3 separate regions of the Homo sapiens genome follow, and regions 1 and 2 are each linked to region 3. Evidence: read pairs that join two places in POLR2A ChIA-PET (ENCODE). Cell type or tissue: MCF 10A. All regions are shown on one strand.

Evidence for each region. Peaks named below come from ENCODE experiments on the same cell type or tissue, not always from the same donor. Only the 100,000 strongest peaks of a DNase experiment are listed, where the experiment ranks them.
Region 1: POLR2A ChIA-PET joins it to region 3 with 64 read pairs; 8 of 35 experiments call an interaction of 5 or more read pairs at or near these places.
Region 2: POLR2A ChIA-PET joins it to region 3 with 44 read pairs; 3 of 35 experiments call an interaction of 5 or more read pairs at or near these places.

The regions. Positions count from the first base shown.
Region 1 is chr11:12,768,758-12,771,257 of GRCh38, forward strand. All of the region lies in intron 3 of TEAD1 (TEA domain transcription factor 1), which reads left to right. Among named protein-coding and RNA genes, the nearest start is that of TEAD1, 96 kb to the left of the region's middle. In MCF 10A, no CTCF peak of the experiment used is centred here; DNase peaks (open chromatin) are centred at 1,454 and 2,474.
Region 2 is chr11:12,841,884-12,844,383 of GRCh38, forward strand. The region is part of intron 3 of TEAD1 (TEA domain transcription factor 1); the gene reads left to right. Among named protein-coding and RNA genes, the nearest start is that of TEAD1-AS1, 80 kb to the right of the region's middle. RefSeq lists an enhancer at 1,902-2,500. In MCF 10A, no CTCF peak of the experiment used is centred here; DNase peaks (open chromatin) are centred at 558 and 1,268.
Region 3 is chr11:12,679,098-12,681,597 of GRCh38, forward strand. All of the region lies in intron 2 of TEAD1 (TEA domain transcription factor 1), which reads left to right. Among named protein-coding and RNA genes, the nearest start is that of TEAD1, 5.9 kb to the left of the region's middle. RefSeq lists enhancers at 1,098-1,657, 1,221-1,938, 1,625-1,919, 1,939-2,500. In MCF 10A, no CTCF peak of the experiment used is centred here; a DNase peak (open chromatin) is centred at 1,364.

The DNA.
Region 1 (2,500 bases), 90 kb after region 3:
TGGTCCCTGCCCTCATGGAGCTATCTCAAGTTCATTTGCAGGAAACTGACCTGAGGTCAGGACTGTGTGCCAAAGCTTTCTGAGAAGTTTGAGAGCCCTTTGAAGATGGTCACCTTCCACTTAGCCTTTTGAAGCCTATTCTTGGCTACCAAGGTCGAGGGCACCTGGCCTGTTGCTGGCAGGAAGAAATCATCTCAAATAACATAGCGGAGAGGATCCCAGATCACAAGCCTGGCCTCGGTAGTGGCCAGGAGGATGTCTGGAAGATTCTAGTGCCCTAGGATCCTATAAGCAGTCTGGGCAGAGCTGTTGCTTCCAGACATCTTCCTGGCCACTATTGACTTTCTCCTTTTGCAAGCAGATGTCTTCAGGATCCTTGCTTAGGTCAGCTCCAAGGAAGGACCCTTTCTTACTGGGATACCAGGACTACTGGTCAGCCCCAGAGACCTGAATTGTGAGGACCAGCGAAGATGAGGGGGAGGGTGTCTCTAGTCAGTCCTCCCCCGCTGCTGACCTGTGCCCTGCCCACCAGGACAGCATAGGACTTAGGATTGCATCTTTCTTTACTTCATAGGAGCAGAAGTCAGAAGAGGAAAGAGGGCTTTTTAAATGAGGTAGTGGCAGAACTGACAAGGGGGTATCAGAATGAGAGTGCACACAAGTAAGTGGGAGTATGTATTGATTAGTCAGTACAGCAAAGAGACTGAAACCTGTGGTCGCTACACTCCTCTGGATGCAGAGGACTGGTCAAAAAATTGCAGAATCATCCTTTTATAAGATAGTATGTTCTCATAACAGCTCTTTGAGGATCAGGGAGGTAGGCTTTGTCAGTGGAGGCCCCAGAGCCCTGGTGTGGAAATGGCCATAGACTCCCAGCCCTGGAGGGTCTCCAGGCCTTGGCAAAGTGTTCTTCTCGGAGCTCCATATGAACATCATGTGGCATCTTTGATTTCCTCTTTCGGACCTCTGATTCAGGGTGTTATTTCAAGTTAATTGGTTAGAAGCGTGAAACAAACAGCTATGTGGTAGAACAGGCTAGAAGCTCCCAAAGCCGGGACCCCACCGATCACAGGATGTATTTCAAGGCCTGGAATATAGAAGGTGTCAGTAATGTTTGCTGAATAAATGCTTATGGGAGATGAATTATGGTTCAAACAGAGAACGTAGGTGATTAAGCCTGTAAGCCCTGAGGGCCTCTCCTGTGGGAGGAAGTGGCTAGAAAAAAAGAAGGAAAAAAAGAGGAAGATGTTTATTTAATGATCTTAGATTGAGAAAGAAGAAGCCCTATTTTTTATGTTGGCAAATGTTAGTTGAAGAGATAGAAAAGATTTCTGCACAAAATATGGACAATAGCAGAGCAAGGGTTAATTCTGGAATGCTCAGAACAGATGAGTAATGGGGAATTTTTGAAATAGTTTGGTTCCTGTGAGAATAGCAGGGCCAGCGTCATCAGCATTTTGATTGGGAAGCTTAATGTGTGGGGGGTATGCAAAAGTGTATGCACAAGGTGTGAGCTCATGTGCAATCCGGGTACAAAGTAGCTAATTAAAGATGGCTCAAGAATTGGTCATAAGGGAGGTAGAAGGAAAAGAACATGAAAGTATTACCAAGTTATGCTTTCCAACAGCTTTTCTGTGGCAGTGGATGAGCCCTGGGATTCAGGAAGATGTGGATTCATAAATCATTTATTGAGGGCCTGCACTGTGCTTTGAATGTGATGGGGACAACAGACATAAAATAACTTAAAAAGCTGACCTGTGTGAGCAGTTAACATACCAGGCACTTTCCCATTGCTATAGGATGTGCGATCTTGATTATTCCTCAAAAACAACCCAATAATATAGGTACTGTAATTATGCCCATTTTGCTGCTGAGGAAAGTGAGGTCCAGCAAGGTCAAGTTATTTGCTTGAGGTCACATAGTAAATAAGCTGTGGAGCTGACATTTACAACCAAGCCAGTCAATACAAATGACTCCAATATTGATATGGAAGGAAGTATATTCTGTACTAGAGATATACCTGGTTTAGTAGTGGAGCAGCACAAAGTGTGATCATTTATGATTGGGGAATTGACTTGTATATGTTTGAGAATGAAAGAGAGCATGAGACAGACAGACTTAGCTAACTTTGAACTTTGGGAAAAAGATCATGTAGCGGTTTTTAAACTTATTTTGGATTATAGATTATTTTGGATTTCCACCCCTTGGAGAATCTGTGGAAAGCTATGGACCCTTTCCCCCAGAAAAATCACATATTTGTATGTAGTTTTAGGACTGTTGCATGTAACTTCAGGCAAGTTCTGGAGCACAGGTTCAGACTTGCCCCATTGGGGAAAAGGAGAAGGGAAGGGCATTCTGGCTGAAGGAACATGTGATAAAGGCATGGAGGCCTGGAAGGGCACAGCCCTGATGTGCTTAGAAATGAAAATATCTCCTGGGGGAGGGGTACAGGAGCCAGCATTGTGTCGTTGCGGGTCCGAGTGCCATGCCAAGGTGCCTG
Region 2 (2,500 bases), 160 kb after region 3:
CTTTTCCACACTTACCCGTTCATATGAAATAGTCTGGGAAGGTCTCTTTTAAAATGTATCGTGACCTCTCCTATAAACCTCAAGGTTACATATGTTAAAGAAATGTAGTCGGCTTTCCTCATGTGCCGAATTCTGAATCAAGCTTACCCAAACCCCCAAATCATTTCCACAGAGCAGAGGAAAAAAACAAAACAAAACAAAACAAAACAGGCAAATGTGAATCATGGGAACCTATTATAATGATATATAGCTTGTCATAACACATTATAATATTACAGCAAATGTATTTAACTCACTGAACGTTCTCAGGGGGCTCTTAGCTCCCTTTAAAAGTGTTCTCCAAATCTCTGCAGCAAGATGGAGCTGCCTAGTCCACCTCACTTTTGACCAAACCACCGTTACGAGAATACCTATTGAAAACCCTTACACTGTTGCTGTTTCCCTGGGCTTAAAAGTATGTTTGGTTTTGTCAGTACCTGGAAACAGGAAGTTGAGATTTGAGGAGAAATCTTTGGCAGTTGTGCACTAAGCTTGCGGGAGTTAGGAGTCTGTTGCCACGGAAACCACACTGCTGCCTCATTTATTAATGGAGGCTTGGTGAACTTCCGGAGATACTCTTAGCCTGTCCTGTAAATTCATTCTAGAGAAATGCAGGGTGACTTTTAAGAGATTTCTCTGTCGTTTCTCAAGCATTCTCTCCTGGGTCTTCATGAGCTCCAGAAAATTGCTTGTATGCAGGTTCAGAACCACTGATTTTTATCTGGCAAGCATGTCTGAAGGCCGTTTCCTTTTTTTCATGCTTAAATCGTGTTTATGCCTGCCTGCCTTGTCCAATAAGTGAATTTTTTTTTATTATGCTGCCTTTAAGAATTACATGGATTTCAAATGAAGGAAGAAGGAATACAAAAATGAACTAAGTAAATATATTGAAAACCTTCTGACACTAACTTTAAGAGAGTTATAAGCATCAAAGCCTTTTCTAACTTTTAAAATTCTAAACTTAAAAAATCTAAAATGAATGGTTTATTTCTTCTAATTCCAGTGAGATACTTTAAGAACATTTGTCTGAGACATTTTCAAATTTTGTTCTAATTTCACTAAACTAACTCTATTCTGCTAGGCAGAGTAACAGCATTGGAAGTTGCTTCCAGGAAAAAAAAAATTTTTTTTCTAGCTAATTGTTTATCTGGGAGGATGCAAATGGTGGTTTTAAGTCCTTTAAGTCATCCATCATGCCTGGCAGCCTCTATTGTCTCATTGTTGGATTTGAGCCAAGTCAGGCCCTTTCTTGGTCTTGGGAGGGTGCACATAGATCTTGCTCTGCCAAATCTGTGTTCACAAGGAGTCCGAGCCCAGCTCTAAGGGTAGGTAATGTTGTCAGATCTATAGATCCCCTCAGATTGGAAAAGATCATGCATCCTCGTTCCTTATGTCACACTAAAGTAGAAAGTAGCACTCTATTCAAAGTAGAAGTGACAGGACTTGTTCCCTCAGTTCTTCCAGTGTCTACGAATTACTGTTAGTTTTTAAACGCATTTTTGTGGATGTAATAAAATACTGTTTATAGTCAGCTACGAAGTAAGTAATTACAATGCGGGAAATGAAATTCAATATAGCTTTGTTGTGGTTTTTTGAATTTTAATTAAACCAGTCTTAGAGTAAATTATAAATGCTGCTGCTTTTGTTGTGACAAGTGACATTGACAAAATATTAATCTAATGGATTGTTATTCACAAAAGCTAAATCTTTTCAAATCTGCAGGGTTTGGTTGTTTATTTTGTTTTACTTTTCAGTTTGTGTTTTAAAAAGTCTAGAGAAAAGAATAAAGTTTTAAAACCACATGAAATAACTCCATGTATGGAATATTTCATTGTTGATGTCTTGCCAGCCATAATTGCATGCATCTCATTTATGGCGCTGAAAACTTGTTCTTTTTAAAAATCAGATGTTTCTGTGGTCACTTTTTTGTTATTAAAACTGGAGCCGGGTTAAATAACCAACCATTGACCACGAAGCCTAATATTAAAGGAATAATCAGCCCATGTTCCTATTAGATCATTTCCGTTTTCTTTTACTTTATAAATTACCTTGTTGCTTAAAAATGACATTTTGTTGGTTGTGAAGTCCTCTTATAGCTAAATTATTCAAGTTATTTTCTTTGGAGATTCTTTTAACTTGAATTTATATAAACTGTAAAGAATGTACATTAAATATTCAGAAACTTTTCTTTATGCCAGTTTCTTATTTTCACCCATCATGACTTAAAGCTTTTTTTTGTTTTAGCATTTTAATGTTTAAATAAATGTAAATAATTTAGTTACAAGGTCTTTATGGTAGTGCCGCCATTGTTTTTAAGAAGACAAATTTTAATCCAAGGTTAAAAACTTCACATTTGCTTATCTCTTTTTCCTCTTAAGAACTAAGAGTCCAGAGATTAGAGTAAAATCACCTTTTCCTCATAGTTTTTTCTTTCAACGTGTTAGAAATTCCTGTTTGAAAA
Region 3 (2,500 bases):
CGTTTCCTCTTCTTGATTGGATAATGGTAGTAGTGGTGGTGGTGGTGGGGAGTAGGGGGAAGGTCCTCGTAAAAACCTATCTTTTTTCTACCTTTGTGGCAGGCCAAGGGAAGGGTGTGTTACATGCACTACACCCACCCCGCCTTGTTTAAAACTGGTCTTTACTATCCTAATGCAATGCTTTCTATCCTTTTTCGTGATTCACATTTGTTTTGAAGGCTCTGTCCTAGGATTTCATTAGCAGTTTTAATTTGCAGGCATGGGACCCTGGAAAATGGGCTTAAAAGAAAAAGCTGGCTTATTGATGAACAAGTTAAGCATCCGTCATCTCTAATGGGAAATTCTGGTTGCTTTTAGGCATCTGACAGGTTTAGATGTATGTGTAAAGTGACTGAAACACTCTTGACTGGGAATATACAACACTGTTGTTCTTACTGATACATAAACTGAAAAACTGCTGCTAATGGTGGGAAATGTTAATTATGTGAGAACATATTGAACTTATATTCTCTGGCATGAACTTTTTTAAAAAAATGCATCAACTGTGCTGCTTTTTTTTTTAATAGGCACAGCTTTCTAATTATCATAATTCAGTTCAGCTCTGCTCTTGGATGGTGTTCAAGTGCAATCTCAATTTAACTTGAAAGGGGATTTTTTTTTTTAAACTTGGAATGTTTAAGAAAATTTGAAAAGTTCATCCAAGAATGTTGTCTGCTTAGGTGTGAGTAAATCTAGGGGAATGAAATGAGTGCCTTTCTGTAATAATTCAATAGATCCGAATATTAAGAAAGAGACTGTTTTTTTGCTTTGCTCTGTATCCAAGCATTTTTGTATAACCTGATGCTACACACTGCTGAGTTCTCTTTGAAAACCAGTGTTTTTCTAATAGATAGTAAACTAAATAAATGAATATTTTATTACCATCTGCAAAAATGGGAGTCTTCTAAGAGAGAAATACGCAATTGTTATGAATGTATTTGACAGAAATCATTGTTAATCTTTTATACCAACCAAGCCTTTAGAAGGTAATTGCTTTATCTGTTCCTTCTTTACTCTGTGACTTGATGGCATTTTGTGAAGGGAGTCGTCTTTGACGGCTTTCATCCCAGTGTCTGTATCCCTTAATTTTTCTTTGACTTTAATAGCTTTTCAAAGAAAAAAACTAAATGAAGCCCAAGCGCCTAATCCTCCAGGAATCAATTTTAATTGTAAGAAAGAACAACTTAGATGGGCCTTCCGACTTTCGTCCAGCCTGACTCCTTCTGCTGAGATGCGGAGAGCCCGCGGAAACCAAATGACTTCATTTGCTCTGGCACTTAAGAACCGAATTCACTTCCGTGGTGGTGAAATAAAAGGAGCCAAGTGTTTTAAATAGCCACTCCCCGAGGCCCGCCCGCCCGAGCCTGTTGAGAAAAGCGCATTGTCTGCTTGCAGCTCTAGCTGGGAGCCTGCCTGGCTCGCCCTCCCCCACTGGGCAGCTCCATTTCTGAAGTTGACATCTGGTTTTCTCTCTGTTCACCTGATCTATCCCCGTACACGTGCTCACATGCAGACTGCATGCATGCATTCTGCAGGTAACAGGGATTTGTGACATTAAGTGTGTGTGTGTTTCAAATCCCTACTGGGATAGGGGGAGGAACAAAGCTAATGGCACAAAATAAAATGTAAACACAGTAGCTGCCCCACATGCCGCCGCTGCTGGGTTTCTGTCTGATGGTGCTTTCTGGGTAGGCGTGCCTATTGTTATGGCAGCAACAGGCGGCAGAACTTGGGGCACCATATGGCGGATGTGGGCCTCAGATAAGCTGTCTGGTAATTTAGCTTATCAATAGCATTTTGATATGCTTCATTTTCAGATCACCCATTACTGTGGCTGGGGGTGTCTTGGGGGCTAACTGATTCTGAAACCATTGTGAGCCGATGCTTCCTTTGGTGGAATCTCTTTCAATCCTTTCTCCCTGGCTGCCTTTTCATCTCAAAGCCTTTGAGAGACAATGCTGGTTAGAGTTAGAGCTCCATTAGCTGAAGGAACCATCAGCCCCATCTTGAAATCCTGGGCACTTAGAAGACCTTGTCATGTATTGTCATTGAGAGAAAAACAGAAAACAGATACTTAATAGCATTTCATATTGTCTGAGCCGAGAAATTCTCTTAATTCAAAGTTGCTTTTGCTTTAAATATTGAAGGAGTAAGTTTGATACTGTTTTTAAATTTTGATGAAAGGTTTCTAGTTTTGTTATGCATTCAGAATACCTCCCTCATTTCCTTTCATCTTTAAATTTTACCTTAGCCGTAAAATGCAAAAATTATTACCATTTATATAATTTGAAATCAGGGAATGTGCCATTTGTAATTTGGAGGCAAGAAGCAGCTTCCTTCATGCTTAGAACTTGTGAAAGTGGAAAATGCTTCCAGAACACCACTCAAGTGTCCAGTGAAGCTGAAGCAAAACTAAAATCTCCCCTACTGATGGATTGGTAGGGGAACTCTTGCCTCAGCT